2 separate regions of the Mus musculus genome follow, and region 1 is linked to region 2. Evidence: chromatin loops called from intact Hi-C (ENCODE). Cell type or tissue: heart. All regions are shown on one strand. Each heading gives the region's core, and the rest is flanking DNA. Links, peaks and the distances in the headings are about the cores only. Region 1 holds the start of Myct1 (myc target 1). Region 2 holds the start of Gm51758 (a long non-coding RNA gene).

What was found. Hi-C counts contacts between places; a loop is a spot of excess contacts. Peaks named below come from ENCODE experiments on the same cell type or tissue, not always from the same donor. Only the 100,000 strongest peaks of a DNase experiment are listed, where the experiment ranks them.
Region 1: it touches region 2 in a loop (2.3-fold over the local background); 6 of 42 quality-filtered maps call a loop at or near these places.

What each region holds. Positions count from the first base shown.
Region 1 is chr10:5,588,097-5,596,436 of GRCm38, reverse strand. It overlaps Myct1 (myc target 1), which reads right to left and starts at 2,709. Exons shown (of 2, transcript NM_026793.2): 1 at 2,536-2,709. The coding sequence starts at 2,587. In heart, for the core only: no CTCF peak of the experiment used is centred there; DNase peaks (open chromatin) are centred at 2,836, 4,236 and 5,146; H3K4me3 peaks cover 498 bases; H3K27ac peaks cover 2,544 bases.
Region 2 is chr10:5,508,111-5,516,450 of GRCm38, reverse strand. Gm51758 (a long non-coding RNA gene) reads right to left here and starts at 833. Exons shown (of 3, transcript XR_003948825.1): 1 at 796-833. It also overlaps a transcript of Syne1 not described here. In heart, for the core only: a CTCF peak has its summit at 3,983 (motif pointing left); no DNase peak of the experiment used is centred there.

The sequences.
Region 1 (8,340 bases), core at 187-8,186, 80 kb before region 2:
ATCATCTCCCAGAATGCAGTCCTTTCTAAAGAGAAATAATATTTTCAGGGAGGGGGAGATCAATTAGATGAACCAATGCAAGCCCATACATCACGAAATACCCCAGTTTTTGCCAGTGCTAGCAGCACTGTTAGAAAAACAGCAACAATAACAAGACAGCAATAGGATAGCAGAGAAACAGAAGTGTCTTGTATGGATTTGCAAGGACCAAGAAAACATGTGAGTTCCATAAAACTTTGAGGGTCTCTGTTTCCTGCTGCCTTTCTGGGATAGTTTTCAAAGAAGAAACATGCATTACAGAGAACTGGAGGAGCAAGGTGACATTATCTGCATTGTGCTCTCAGGCCACTGCTGCTACTGGCTAGCATTGATGGCTTTAATGCTTGCACAGTGTTTAGTAGGTCTGACTGAATGATTGCTTCGAAAAAATTCAGGCTATCATCCTTTGTGGCAACTGAGTATCATTTCTTATTATTTTTTTGCATTCCTAAAGTAAACCATAAAGTTATATTTTGAATTTTTTATGCATATCAATATGTTAAGCTTGAGAAGTTCCTATGAGTCCTTATGGTCTACGCCATGTGTGTTTTGTTTTGGTTTAATTCTCTTAATTCAAAGAGCAACACAAAAAGAGTCCTTTTGGAAGCAGATGCCATCGCACTGTGCGCCAGAGATTTCTAAAGTAACATTTTAGAGCGATCAAGACAGATAAAGCTTTGATGCAAAACAGAATGGAAATAAAATGACTGACATTTATGTCAGAAAACATTTATATTTCATACACTAAAGTTATAATTACAATTTATGCTTCATAATTTTACCCCAGAAATGACAATGCCATCTTTGACCTGTCTCACACAAAACATCAAACATTTTTGGTTCACTGTTTCTGCTCTGGTTTTCTCCTAACCAAGTCTTCATGCCGAGAGGAAGGAGAAGCAGCGCGTATCTCTCACCCAGGAAGCTTGAATTCCTTCTTAAGCACAGGTGGATTTCCTTATTAAGGCATCTAAATGCTAGGATGAAGGAATGAACTCAGAGAGTAAGATTTCTTTTAATGAGAGTCATCTGTGCTCCAACCAGTGAACAATGAGTTATTTTTCCTATATGAACCTGGAGATTAACTTGAATGGTTTGAAAAGTCAGAGCTGGCTTTTCTGTGTTAGTTTCTCTCTTGGGATGGACTTGCTTTGGAACAATTGACGATTGTTTTGTGATGATCAGTTTCCTTAGGTGCTCCCTAGTTGTTGTCCTCATTTAATAGAAATGGGGACAGCAAATGATACTTTCACAAATACACCATTGACCCATTCAGAATTCAAAGTTACCTTTCTCTTGGCTGGAGACTTATTTGAGACAGAAATAGCATATTTTTTCACTAAGCTTATTATGCTAAATCTCTTAAAGCTTGAAGAAAGCACATTAATTAATAAAAAAAATCAATGAACTAGTTAATTCTCTTCATGCAAATACCTGTGGTAATAGATCGCCAGGGCCAGGTTGCCATAACTGCTCAGTATTTACTAGATGGTTTCCAGAGCCCTGCTTCTAGGCACAGCAGGGAGCCTGATACAGTTTTCTGAGATTACAAATTTATCCACCCTTCACATAATATGGGGTATAGATCTCTTAGTAAACTCCAGTTTTCCTTTCAAGTTCCTTCTGGTTCTAACTTAAACCGTTCCCCTTACTTATACATTTCTTCAAACCGCAGAGACATGGCAATCTCTTTGCACATCCCAGCGCCTGCCTCCTAAATCTGGTCTGGAGTGGATGCTGATTTTGACCTCAGCGCCTCCCTCCCTGCTCTGAGACCTCGAGCTGAGTAGCCTCAGCCAAAGCAAGCTTAGGTGTTGTTTCTCTTCTTTTTGGAACAGGCTTGCATTGCAATAGTATATGCTATTTCTGCTTCCTCTCTTATAGATCCATAATTTCATTTTAATTCCACATTGTCTGTGTCAACACACTCTAAAGCCATCCACCAATAGGTTTGTTGCTTAAAATCACATTGAAAATTAAAAAAGAATAACATTGACAAAAACACAGACTTCAAAACCCTCTGCAGAATACCTTGGCTTCATGAAATAAAATATTTAGCAATACAGTTGCACCCTCTTGGTTTTCACCGAACTATATCTACATGCCAAGAGAAAGGAGCAGTAGAACTTGTCTTTAACACCATCACCTTCAGATAAATAAAATGTAACATTCCAACAAAACCCACATGTTATATTCTTTTAACAATGATGTCTACTTCGTATTTGTTTTTTTAAATTTTCACTTTAAAGAAAATCTCATTTTCTAAACAGTTTTGCAAATGCCAGCCAAGCTGTATATGCCTGATTAGTCTTTAATGTTTCTGTAGCTTATCCTGATGACATTTTATCAGTATATTTCTTGAAGTAAATTCATAAAAACCATCACCAGATAGTTATGGCAAGCAAACTGTCTTAGAGATTCCCAGTGTTGTAATAAATCATGCAGAGAATTTCTGTGCATCTTAAGTTAAAAGCAGTGAAGGCAAAGGTTGCTTACCCCAAAAGTTTTCTGGCCAAGGACTCCCTAAGCTCGTGGTGTTATTAGCCATAATGTCCACAAGAAAAAGAAGCCAGTGTGTCCACAACCAGCAGTTTGATTCTATGCCTTTGTGGTTGAGCAAGAGAAAAATAATTTTCACGCAACCCCACGTATACTTGTGTTTACATAAAAGGAAGTAAGTGTATCATGTTTCCTGCTTTTATACTCGAATTAGCAACTGTTTTTCTTATCTTGGAATTCCACATGGCTCTCAGACACAAAACTATTTCCTTCCCGTCATTTCCTCCCTCGTTGCTAAGTGCCCTCTTTCCAGCCACATCCAAAGCTGTCTGGGGACAAGGGGCATTTTCTTAAGTCTGGGTTCTCTATCTACATGCAGAGGCAGAAAGCAAGACCCTGGCTGCTGCACTTAGCTTCACCTGAGTGCAATGCTGTTCTGCTATAGATGGTGTTCTGATGTTGAAAACCATGTCATGCAGTCAGAGAGGGATTTTCAGAAGCCCATATTCAGTTTCACTCTTTACCTAATATTTTTTGTTTATAAATTACAGACAATAAAATTCCTAGGTAATATCTCCCTGTATCTGGTGTATTAATTTTGAAATGTGTATCCATTCCATTTATTCATACATATTTAAATGTGTTTTTTTTTGGTATTTTGTTACCTTTTTCTTTGGGACTCAAATGTGGGAAATCAAGATCATTTCTATGTGCACAAGTGGGGGGAATGGGAATGTGAGATTACAGCAGTGTTTTAGTGCTTGGCCAGGGATGTTTAGTTTAGTGCTTGGCCAGGGATGCTGTGATCCTGTGGCTTGGGAAAATTATAGTGAATGCCCTTCCTACCTTGGTCATGACAGGGTAGATCCTTTGTGCATCGGGAGACATTGAAAGTAGGGAAAGGAGATGCCAAATGTCACTTCCACCCAGTAAAATTCATCTCTAGGCTGGGAATCTGTAGTGTGCACTCTTGAGAACCCTTGCAAGAACTCTGGGGTGCTGAAGTGTTGTCAGCTGAGGTAACTGTCACCCTTCAGAAGTCTGTTGACAAATTCCTGAGAAGGGTGGGGTAAAGGCAACCTGACCAGTCACTTGGCAGTCCTAATTCTCCAAAACTGTGGTGATTTCTGCTCATTTTTTTTAAAAAAAATCAATTTTCATAGATTTAAGTTAACTACAAATTAGCCAGAGATTAGAATATACACAGCTGTCCCTCTCAAAGAAAATGAAGCAATTACAGAAAACTTGCATCGCTTGAGCAAACAGAAGGACACATTTTTATGATATTTTGGCCAATGTCTATTTCTATGCTCTCCAGTAAATAATCACACCACTGCTCCTGAAAGAAAAGAGGGCTTGAGTTTCAATGGTGCCCTTTGAGGTCTAGTCCTGCTGACAATGTATGCAAAGACAGTACCTCATGAAAACTTGCTGTGTCTAGAGACACGTGTATCGAGACATTCCCCACCTGTCTAAGCAAAGGTAGGGTTCCTCAGTTGCTCTAGATACCTCACGTATATGTTTTATATAACCAAAGGCTACTTAATGTCAAGTAAATTATACTGAAGGATGCCTAGCTTGGTAAGATCTATTCAGACTGATCTGGGAGGGGAAGGGAGGACTCTGGTTTTGTCTGTGCAGGACTGGCGCTTATTCTGTCTCAGGGTTGGGATGGAGGCTGAGACTTCCTGCCATTGTTTTGTGGTCAGCTATCCAGACTTTCTGCCAATACTTTTTCTCACTTTTACAGATGGTCGGAGGCCAGAAGAAAAGCTGGCTTTCTGTCCTTCTGCGACCCTGGGATCCATTTCCCTGTGTTAAAAGCTTGTCCCCAGCTTTGCCTCTTACCCCTACTTATAAGTTGCTTGGTAAGGATTTATATTTTTCCCTGGCACAGACCCACACAAGTGAGTGTTTTTGTGTATTGTGTGACTTTTCAGGTCCCGTGACTTACCCTGTCATGACAGGAAGTTGATTTTTTTTTCTTTACATAAGTGTCGGATCTGCCTTTTTGCTTTTCATTGCTTCTTTCATTGGGTCTTTACTTAGACTAGTGTTCTCCATGAGTCATAACATGAATATGGGTGAGTATTCTTGCCTCAGAGATTCTAGGAATTGCTTGCTGTCTTCATTTAGGCTTTTACCAGAAGTCAGTGCCTCAGTGGCTGCCCCTCGCCATGCTCTTGCCCCGACCCTCTGTGACTACTTTATATAGGACAATTTCCACCTCTCAGCTTTATACTGTGCATCTTAGTCAGTGTTCTACTGCTGTGACGAGACAGTATGAGTTCCTATAAAAGAAGGCAGTTAACTAGGGAAGGCTTACAGTGTCAGAGATTTAGTCCCTTATCACAGTGGGGAGCTCTGCAGAGTGTAGGCAGACTTGGTGCTGGAGAAGTAGCTGACAGTTCTACATCTATATCTGGATCAGCAGGCTGCAGGAGAAGAGGGGAGAGGGGAGATGGGAGATGGGGAGGGAGAAGGGGAGGGAGAAGGGGAGGGGAGAGGGAGAGGGAGAGGGAGAGGGAGAGGGAGAGGGACAGGGACAGGGACAGGGAGAGGGACAGGGAGAGAAGACTGCCTTGAGCTTCTCAAACTCAAAAGCACACTTCCAGTGACATACTTCCTCCAAAAAGGCCACTTGTACTCCAGCCAGGCCACACCTCCTATTCCTTCTTAAGTAAGTGACTAAGCATTTAAATATATGAGCCTAAAAAATCTACCAAGATGAATTCTCAATTCTGAACATCTATCCTCCTGATGCAAGGGCACCCACATTCATAACATACACGTTACTAAAGCTCAAAGCACACATTGTACCGCACACAATAATAGTGGGAGACTTCAACACCTCACTCTCATCAATGGACAGATCATGGAAACAGAAACTAAAGAGATACAGTAAAACTAATAGAAGTTATGAAACAAATGGATTTAACAGATATCTATAGAACATTTTACCCTAAAACAAAAGGATATACCTTCTTCTCAGCACCTCATGGTACCTTCTCCAAAAATGACCATATAATTGGTCACAAATCAGGCCTCAACAGATACAAAAATACTGAAATAATCCCATGTATCCTATCAGATCACCATGGACTAAGGCTGATCTTCAATAACAACATAAATAATAGAAAATAAAAGAAAATCTGGATGAAATGGACAAATTTCTAGATAGATACCAGGTACCAAGGTTAAATCAGGATTAGATAAACAATATAAACAGTCCCATATCCCCTAAAGAAATAGAAGCAGTCATTAATAGCCTCCCAACCAAAAAAAGCCCTGGACCAGATGGGTTTAGTGCAGAGTTCTATCAGACTTTCAAAGAAGACCTAATACCAATACTCCTCAAACTATTCCACAAAATAGAAACAGAAGGTACCCTACCCAATTCATTCTATGAAGCCACAATTATACTGATACCAAAACCACACAAAGACCCAACAAAGAAAGAGAACTTCAGACTAATTTCCCTTATGAATACTGATGCAAAATTACTCAATAAAATTTTTGCAAACCGAATCCAAGAACACATTAAAATAATCATCCATCATGGCCAAGTAGGCTTCATCCCATGGCTGCAGGGATGGTTCAATATATGGAAATCTATCAACATAATCCACTATATAAACAAACTCCAAGAAAAAAATCATATGATCATTTCATTAGATGCTTAGAAAGCATTTGACAAAATCCCACACCCATTCATGATAAAAAGTCTTAGAAAGATCAGGAATTCAAGTCCCATACCTAAACATAATAAGAGCAATATACAGCAAACCAGTAGCCAACATTAAACTAAATGGAGCAAAACTTGAAGCAATTCTACTAAAATCAGGGACTAGACAAGGCTACCCACTCTCTCCCTACCTTTTCAATGTTGTACTTGAAGTCCTAGCCAGAGCAATTAGACAACAAAAGGAGATCAAAGGGTTCAGATTGGAAAGGAAGAAGTCAAAATATCACTATTTGCAGATGATAGGATAGTATAATTAAGTGACCCTAAAAATTCCACCAGAGGACTCTTAAACAACTTCAGCAAAGTATTTGGATATAAAATTAACTTAAACAAATCAGTGGCCTTTCTCTACACAAAGGATAAACAGGCTGAGAAAGAAATTAGGGAAACAACACCCTTCACAATAGTCACAAATAATATAAAATACCTTGGTGTGACTCTAACTAAGGAAGTGATAGATCTGTATGACAAGAACTTCAAGTCTCTAAAGAAAGAAATCGAAGATCTCAGAAGATGGATTGGCAGGATTAATATAGTAAAAATGGCTATCTTGCCAAAAGCAATCTACAGATTCAATGCAATCCCCATCAAAATTACAACTCAATTCTTCACCGAATTAGAAAGGGCAATTTGCAAATTCATCTGGAATAACAAAAAACCTAGGATAGCAAAAACTCAACAATAGAAGAACCTCTGGGGGAATCACCAAGCCTGACCACAAGCTGTAGTACAGAGCAATAGTGATAAAAACTGCATGGTACTGGTACAGCGACAGACAGGTAGATCAATGGAATAGAATTGAAGACCCAGAAATGAACCCACACACCTATGGTCATTTGATCTTTGACAAGGGAGCTAAAACCATCCAGTGGAAAGAAGACAGCATTTTCAACAAATGGTGCTGGCACAACTGGAGATAATCATGTAGAAGAATGCGAATTGATCCATTCTTATCTCCTTGTACAAAGCTCAAGTCTAAGTAGATCAAGGAACTCCACATAAAACCAGAGACACTGAAACTTATAGAGGAGAAAGTGGGGAAAAGCCTAGAAGATATGCTCACAGCGAAAAAATTCCTGGACAGGACAGTAATGGCTTGTGTTGTAAGATTAAGAATCAACAAATGGGACCTCATAAAATTGCAAAGCTTCTGGAAGGCAAAAGACACTGTCAATAAGACAAAAAGGCCACCAACAGATTGGGAAAGGATTTTTAACAATCCAATCCTAAATCAGATCGGGGACTAATATCCAATATATACAAAGAACTCAAGAAGCTGGACTCCAGAAAATCAAATAACCCCATTAAAAAATGTGGCACAGAGCTAAACAAAGAATTCTCAACTGAGGAATACTGAATGGCTGAGAAGCAACTGAAAAAATGTTCAATATCCTTAATCATCAGGGAAATGCAAATCAAAACAACCCTGAGATTCCATCTCACACCAGTCATAATGGCTAAGATAAAAATTTCAGGTGACAGCAGATGCTGGCGAGGATGTGGAGAAAGAGGAACACTCCTCCATTGCTGGTGGGATTGCAAGCTTGTACAAGCACTCTGGAAATTAGTCTGGTGGTTCCTCAGAAAACTGGACATAGTACTATCTACCAGTAGATCCAGCAATACCGCTCCTGGGCATATACCCAGAAGATGTTCCAACCGGTAAGAAGGACATATGCTCCAATATGTTCATAGCAGCCTTATTTATAATAGCCAGAAGCTGGAAAGAACCCAGATGTCCCTCAACAGAGTAATGGATACAGAAAATGTGGTACATTTACACAATGGAGTACTACTCAGCTATTAAAAAGAATGAATTTATGAAATTCCTAGGCAAATGGATGGACCTGGATGGCATCATCCTGAGTGAGGTAACCCAATCACAAAAGAACTCACATGATATGCACTCACTGATAAGTGGATATTATTAGCCCAGAAAGTTAGAATACCCAAGATACAATTTGCAACACACATGAAACTCAAGAAGAAGGAAAACCAAAATGTGGATACTTCATTTCTCCTTAGAATAGGGAACAAAATACCCATGGAAAGAGTTA
Region 2 (8,340 bases), core at 125-8,124:
TCAAAAAATAAGGTTTAGAGCTCCCAGGGTTGACCTCTGGCCTCCATACACAGGTGCACACACATACCCATGCACCACATACTCATGTACACCCACAAATACAATCACATACATACCTTTATTACGTAAGTAAATAAACACAAAGTATCAAATATTAATGGTGAAATGAACAGATGTATACAAATGTCACTGTAGACATCTTGGACTAAAAACAAAACCCCAAACCCAAAACACTTATTCAGTACTACTTTTGTGCCCAATAGCATTGTAGTTAATTGATCTATATATATCTCCACATTTTAGAAATTATTTTCTAATAAGAGGATGAAGGAATTTTCACCTTAATCTATTTTTATTTAAAGCTACCACAGAAGATAAGACTGTAAATTAAACAGTGTTAAATATCCTGGTATACAATAATATTTAGATTGTTAGTTTTCTTCCCAAATATTCAAATCTATTAGTAGATTGATTTTTTTATTCTGCATGTCTCTCATAATCCCATAATTTGAAATGGCTCAAAATGCCTATAATCTCTCCTAAAAGGACTGAAATGCACACATCTGAATCTCCATAGTTTCCAGGTTTTGATCGTGCAGTCTCCTATCCCAATGGCTCCTAGCTTGCTATGTGGCTGTAGAGGGTTTGGTTGGCCTGGGGATGCTGCGGGAGGCAGGGTGCCTCCCAGGGGTCCAGGGTGATTAAGGCTTTACACATCAGTGGCCCCACTCGGTTTTTGTAGATGAAGGAAGGCAGAAAGTGAGTCATCTCAAAGATCTTTTAAAATCTTCATACCTCTTTGTCCATAACGCTTTATCAGAGCTGTAGAAGGAGGAAACCAGGCATGTGTTTCAAAAGAGCTTATCTGCAAAGTCTTATACAACCACTCCCCCTCCTTTCCCTCCCCTCCCCCTCTTCCTCCCTTCCTTCCCTCTTCTCTTCTTTGGTCACCTCCCCCTTCCCCTCCCTCTCCGATGCCCCTTGCTCCCAGCCAGTGCTATTTGTAGTATAGGGCCAACTTGGCCCACTTCTCAGGGTCTTACTCCATAGTCTGTTAACACAGAATAGTCAAGCTGCTCCTTAGCTGTCTGGCTCCCAGCTGCTCAAGTAAATAATGAAGAATTCTGCCTAAAGCACCCAGAAAGCCGTTCTCATCTTTCTGTGTACTGCTCTTCCACCAGTCTCTGAACACTTCATACAATGAATGCTGTTACCCATCTGAAAGTTTTCTTTTCTTTCTTTCTTTTTTTTTTATACCCTGTGTGAGACACAAGGCAGAGCTCCGTGTGCACATGCTGTGCCTTCCTGTTCCCACCGACTTGACAGAGCAGGCATCTAGAAGAAGGCTCTGTGATGTTGGGGGTTGCTGTTCACGTTTATTTGTCATCAGCTGCTGGACTAGGTCTCTGTCTGATTTGAGAGGTCTGTATCTGAGGTGTGGTGGAGACACTGAAGAGTTTTAATGCCAACGGGACTGTCTCTCTCGAGGTTCTTCAGAGAAGGGAAAAAGAGGAGTGAGCAACGCTAAAAACTTATCACCACCCGGCAACAGGGAGCTGTTCTTAGAGCACCTGCTCATGTCCACTAAAAGAATCCAAGAAGATGGACCACCAGCTATGTCCACGAACTCTCTCACAGACTCGGTAGAGGGCACTCGACTTCCACATCTCCAGATAGAAGCTTCCTCCATATAGCAATCTCTCCCATAAACCATTCCTGTGATGACTGAGGACAACCCGGATTTTCAAAGAATCTAGAACAATGGCCAATGGAATCACAGAGCATCACCCACTTCCAAATCTCAGCTTAGCACCTTTCAGGCCAGTGATTGCTCTACGTTCCCAAGGCTGTGAACCTTTAAAACAGTTCCTTATGATGTGGTGACCCCACCCCCCCAAAAAACATAAAATTATTTCGTTGCCATCTCATAACTATAATTTTACTGCTGTTATGATTGTAATGTAAATATCTGATATGCGGGACATCTGATATCCAACCCTTGTGAAAGGGTCGGGGGTAGCGGCCCACCAGTTGAGATGGTGTTCTAGCTATTTCCACAGACAATGTTACTTGCAAGAGGATGTGGGGAGCAAAAGCAAAAGAGGGCATTAAACAAGAGGAACTTGCCACAGAGATTCCTTCCCTTACTGTTCTGCTCTGCAGCGGAGCCCACCCCATAAAGGCAACCTCTCCCACTAAACCGCCCCTCATTATCCGACACCCTCCGCTTCCTTGCTAGTCATTTTTCTGTGTGACTGAACTGGATTTTCTACGATTCTGGTCTAGTTAATTGTTCCTTTTTTTTTTTTTTTTTTTTTTTTTTTTTCTCCCTATTCAGGGACATTAGTCACAGTAAAAATTTGGAGCAACCTAAATACCTAAAAGTAGGAGGTTAGCTGGTTAAGTAAAGAACCCCAAAGGAGTAAAGGTCAGCCTTTAGAGCAATAGAGGGGGTGGGGGAGTAGAGGGCGGTGAAGAGCGGCGCCTTTATCATTTCCTAGTCTTAGAAAAGTACCCAACAAATCAAAGTGTAAACACACTGGGCAACTTTCATGCCAGCATATTTGAAAATAGCCATAATCTGACCCCAAAGAATGTATGCCCAAAGCATCGAGATGTTTGGAGCAGAGCAAGCGCAGGATCTAAAGCGCTGTGAAGCCAAGGGAAACGCACACGGTTGGACCGCTTTGAAAGCAAGCATGGCGGTCCTCAGCACTCCTTCCCAGGGAGTGAGATTGCAGCGGTGGTAGCTGGAGATCTACAGTATTATGTGTTACAGCTACAGCCTCTAAACAGGACGATCTCCGAGGGACTGGGCATTAGCTAGTGAGGAGTGAAGATGGCGGATAGATTTTTATTCTTTTTGGCATGGAATAATAAATAGAATCTAGAAAGCAAACTAATAATATGTTATAAATAATAATAGTATTAAAACACTCACAAGAAATTTCTTCTAGGAAAGTAAGACTATTTCAATGTTATAAGTTTTATTAACATAACTTAATAATTAATCAAAAGAGAAAAATCATACAGCAATCCAAGTATAAAATTAGCTCCATGAAATGTATATTTATATATGTATTTATATTCTTAGATAGCAATATGTAGCATCTATACTTACATATAATACTCACATAGAAATGAGAGTTTGATCCCCAGTAGCAAAAAATTATTATAGCCACCCTCATAATAGTGACATTAAAAGAATAACTATTAACACTGTTAAGAAAATTTGACCAGATGGCAGGTTTCAAATGTGGAAAAATCATTCAAAGAAACATTTGAACGTATGCTTGAGAAAGATGTAAAACGACAATTAAATTGAGGGACATATTTTGCTCTCGGGCAGGAAACTCACTAGGGCTATGCCATATTTCCTAGAATTAAGCTGAGAATATATCCTAGAGATAGATTTATTAGAATTTAGACAATTCTTTGAGGTGTCTTCATTTGGCAAAATAAACCTTAGGTAACACACATGAAAGAAGAGTTCTGGGGGAACCAGATCTGTCGGGAATTGAAATGTTTTTGACAGTCCCCATAATTCAAAGGCATTCCTGAGATGAGTATGTAGTCCAAAACAGACTCCAAATTGAAAGAGAGTGATCTGGAAGCACGGAAGAACATGTCTTCAGACCGCATCTCTCTCTCTCTCTCTCTCTCTCTCTCTCTCTCTCTCTCTCTCTCTCTCTCTCTCCATACATGTGTATATGTGTGTAAATATATATGTGTATATATGTAAATATATACATATTTGTATCTGAAATTGACATTTTACAGGTGAAAATTATCTACTGATTATTTATTTCACATGTTTTAAACTTACATTTTAAAAGATAAACCATAGGGTCTGGAGTGGTGGCTCAACATTTAAGAGCACACACTTCTTTTGACAGAGGGTAAGAATTCAGTTCCCAACACCCACAAGTGGTCACTCTCAACAACCTTCAGCTCCAAGGGATTTGATGACCTCTTCTGGCCTCCACAGGCACTGCACTGACATGTACATAACTCCCCCCAGTTATTTATAGACACATATCATTAAAGCATTTTTAAAAAGGAGATGAATGATAGAATTATTCAAAGAAAGTATGGGAGAAAGTTTTGTCCTTTAAAAACTATTGGAGGAAACTTCCTTTCCCCATTTGACAAAAGTACAGAACACAGAAGAAACCAATTAAGACATTTGAATACATACATATACCTGCACACTCATAAGCCAATCCTAGCTAAGCAGAGAACAAGTGTATGGCCACTAGAGAGTATAAAGAGGTAAAGGGGGTGGGATTGAGGCAGGTAGGATGCTAAGCATTAAAATGTAGGTACAGAGAAAAACTGGCTCAAATGTACAGAAGATGACTAGAGTTCACAATACTTTACCATATAACTTATGAAGCAGAGGAACAAGAACAAGAAGAAGAGGAAGAGGAGGGAGAGGAGGAAGGAGAGGAGGTTGAGGAAGAGGAGGAAGGAGAGGAGGTTGAGGAAGAGGATGAGGAGAAAGGAAGAGCTTGAATTTCCCTTATATATATAACAAAATGATAAATACTTAGAGGTGCTAATGCCCCTGATTCAATCACCACACAGTGTAGGTATGTACTGAATTACCACACACCACATAAATAGATGCAATTGTTAGATGTCAATCAAATAGGCAAAATGGGAATGAGATATGTGTTCACTGGAAGTGTGTAAGTGAACAACGATCAGATAGAGCTAGGAAATGTATTTGTCAAGGGTAGAATGACCCCTTTACCTAACAAGGTTGAAAGCTACCAATCGAGAGCATTCCCAGACTAATAAGTGCTCTTCTCCAAATACCTGCTTTTGTCCAGGTGATGAGTCATTCTACAGCCTGGGAGGCTCTACACAGAGCTAGACTGGAGGCTGGTAAAGGTTACTCAAGGCACAGGAAATTTTGGAGTCTGTCAATACAGATAGGACCTGCTTTCTAACCTCGAGAGATGGGGAGTTCCCTGCTTCTTTAAGATTTCTAGTTAGACTTTTTGAACAACACACATTGGACCAGTTAGGATGAATGACAAGTATATATTTCGCATGATTCTCTATAATCCTTAGAAGAACTTTAGGATGCTGGCAGACATATTAGCATCCTCATAATTAACAAAGTGGGGCTTAGAGCAGCATGGTAATTTGCTCAAGGATGCTCAGCTCATAACACTAGAGATGACATGAAATAGAATCTAGAGCCGGGCAGTGGTGGTGCACGCCTTTAATCCCAGCACTTGGGAGGCAGAGGCAGGAGGTTTTCTGAGTTTGAGGCCAGCCTGGTCTACAAAGTGAGTTCCAGGACAGGCAGGGCTACACAGAGAAACCCTGTCTTGAAAAACAAAAACAAAAACAAAACCAAACAAACAAAAAGAATCTAGAAACATTCACCCTCTCAGGGAAATATTTGTGGACTGGGCTGTAAGAAAGTAATGTGTGACTCTAAAGTTATGGTTCTTAAGATTGCTCTACCCCAAACTTTCTTAATTCTAGCACATACCCCCTGAGGCCAGGTTGGACACCAATTGATTCCTTAATAAAGGAAACTGACCGAGTAGAATCTGAGTAAAGATAATGCAGAATATATATTCACATATTTCCTTTGGTGAAAAATTAACTTTCTATTACTGAGGGCCAGCTTGTTACTACTCACGGTTAATATTTATGTAGTCCTTATGACTTATGACACTTTAATAGCACTTCCTGACTGTGTCCATAGCAAATAATACATGTAAGGATCTGATAAAATATTTAACCCGGTGTCCTGGCTGCGTTTGTGTCAACTTGACACAGCTGGAGCTATCCCAGAGAAAGGAGCTTGAGTTGGGGAAGTGCCTCCATGAGATCCAGCTGTAAGACATTTTCTCAATTAGTGTTCAAGGGGGTAGTTTTGGGTTCTATAAGAAAGCAAGCTGAGCAAGCCAGTGGAAGCAAGCCAGTAAGGAACATCCCTCCATGGCCTCTGCATCAGTTCCTGCTCCCTGCCCTGCTTGAGTTCCAGTCCTGACTTTCTTGGTGATGAACAGCAGTGCGGAAGTGTAAGCTGAATAAACCCTTTCCTCCCCAACTTGCTTCTTGGTCATGATGTTTGTGCAGGAATAGAAACCCTGACTAAGACACCCAGTATTTGGGAGACTGAGGCAGGAGAATTGTAAGTGGGAAGCTAGTCTGAACTACTTAGGAAGACACTGTCTTCAAACCCAACCCAAGCCAAACAAAAACAACCTAAGAGCTAGATTTAAGAGAATATCTTGATTGAACTATGATTGAAACTTTTCATGAAGCATTTTTAAAACTACAAAATGTATTTTCATGGTACAACTATAAATAGCAGCAGATGTTTAAAAAGGCTGTGGTTTGAAGCCATCCACAGTGACCAAACTGAAAATGAAGACCTGAGATCAAATAAAATGCACACTCTGTGACTCACGTTCTTCATAATTACAGAAATTATGAACCGTCACTTACTTTGCCCAACCATATAATTTGTTAGAAACAAATATGGAAAGCTATTGAAGATAGATATTTACATTTCAAAAATCTTGTTGAAGCTGGATACCATTAGGGCAAGGCTCTATAATGTGATTTCTTCTGAGTTTCTATAACTGGGCACTTAGAGCTGGTTAGGAATTATTTACTTGCTTAAGAAGCAAAATGATAATAAGTTTTTTTAAAAAAAAACCTGAGATAACCTTGTTGCTAAATTTGAACCAACAAAGTATTTTAAGTGAGAAGTTGTAGATAAATTCCATTGTATTCATTGAAGCTTTGCATTATATTTCTTGAGTAGGCCTATGAAATCAAATGTCTTTTGAAATGATCGACAATATTAGATTATATCATCTACTGAGATGGTAGATTTTGAAATAGACAACTTAGAAATAAGAGGTGGATCTTGAAGACAGCCGTGGTGGCTCAGGAGTGAGTTCCTTTCTTAGAAGCTGCATCCAGCATCTTCTAGGTGCCATGGCAGAGGATCTGATACCCTCTTCTGGCTCCCACCACTTTCCATGCATATCCAATGCTGCACACACACATAAAGTAAAAGTCAAATACATCTTAAAACATTGTATGACTCTCACTGCCAAAAGTGATACAGACAAGGATCTCACAGCTATATAAAATATTAACATGCATCCATATAATAGAAATCTGGGTAGAAATTGAAGAGGTCAAACGTTTTCTTTCCCTTATTCATCCATCCATCCATTCATTCATTCATTCGTTCACTTTACATCTCGACTGCTGCCCCTGCTTTTCCCTGTTCCCCCTCACAGAGTCTCTCCCTCTACGTCTGAGGGTGGAGCCACACCCCCATCCCCGGGTATCCCTCTACCCTGGCACATCAAGTCTCTTCAGGGCTAGGCACATTCTCTCTCACTGAGGCCAGACAAGGCAGCCCAGTTAGAGAACAGAGTACACAAACAGGCAACAGCTTTAGGGACAAACCCAGCTCCAGTTGTTGGGAGACCTACATGAAGACCCAGCTGCACATTTGCTACTTATGTGTGTGTGACCTAGTTCCAGCCCGTGTATGCTCTTTGGTTGGTGGTTCAGTCTCTGAGAGGCCTTAAGAGTTTAGATTAGTTGACTTTGTGGGTCTTTCTGTGGAGCTCTTATTCCCTCCATCTCTTAATCCCCCCCTGAATCTTCTATAAGACTCCTTGATATCCATCCAATGTTTGCTTGTGGGTCTCTGCTCTGTTTCAGTCAGCTGCTAGGTAGAACCTCTCAGAGCATAGTTATGCTAGGCTGCAAGCCTAGCAGTATTGTTAATAGTGTCCGGGATTGGTGCTTGTCCATGGGATGGGTCTCAAGTTGGGTTAAGTTATTGGTTGTTTGTTCCCTCAGTCTCTGCTCCATCTCTGTCCCTGGATTCCTTGTAGACAGGACCGATTTTGGATCGAAAGTTTTATGGGTGGGTTGGTGTCCTTATCCCTCTGTTGGGGTCTTGCCTGGTTGCAGGAGGTGACTACTTCATCCCAGCTGTTGGAGGAGTGGGGAATGGGGAATAGAGGGCATCTCTAGAACATGCCAGAGACCTGGAATTGGGGATGCTCCCAGGAGTTTATGGGGGTGACTTTAACTGAGACTCATAGCCATGGGAATATGGAATCTGAAGAGGTCAAAAGTCTTACACATGGAAACTAGGGGACAACTTTGTAGCACTCACAGGGGCCAAAATGTTGAATGCCTCTCAAAGTGGACACCTTGATATCAAAGTTAGAACACTGGTCTTAAAGACTATGGGAATCTGAATTGTATGATTCCCATACGCATTCTCTCCCCTTCTTCCCTGTTGTTCCCTGTCCATCATGGAGAAGAACTGTT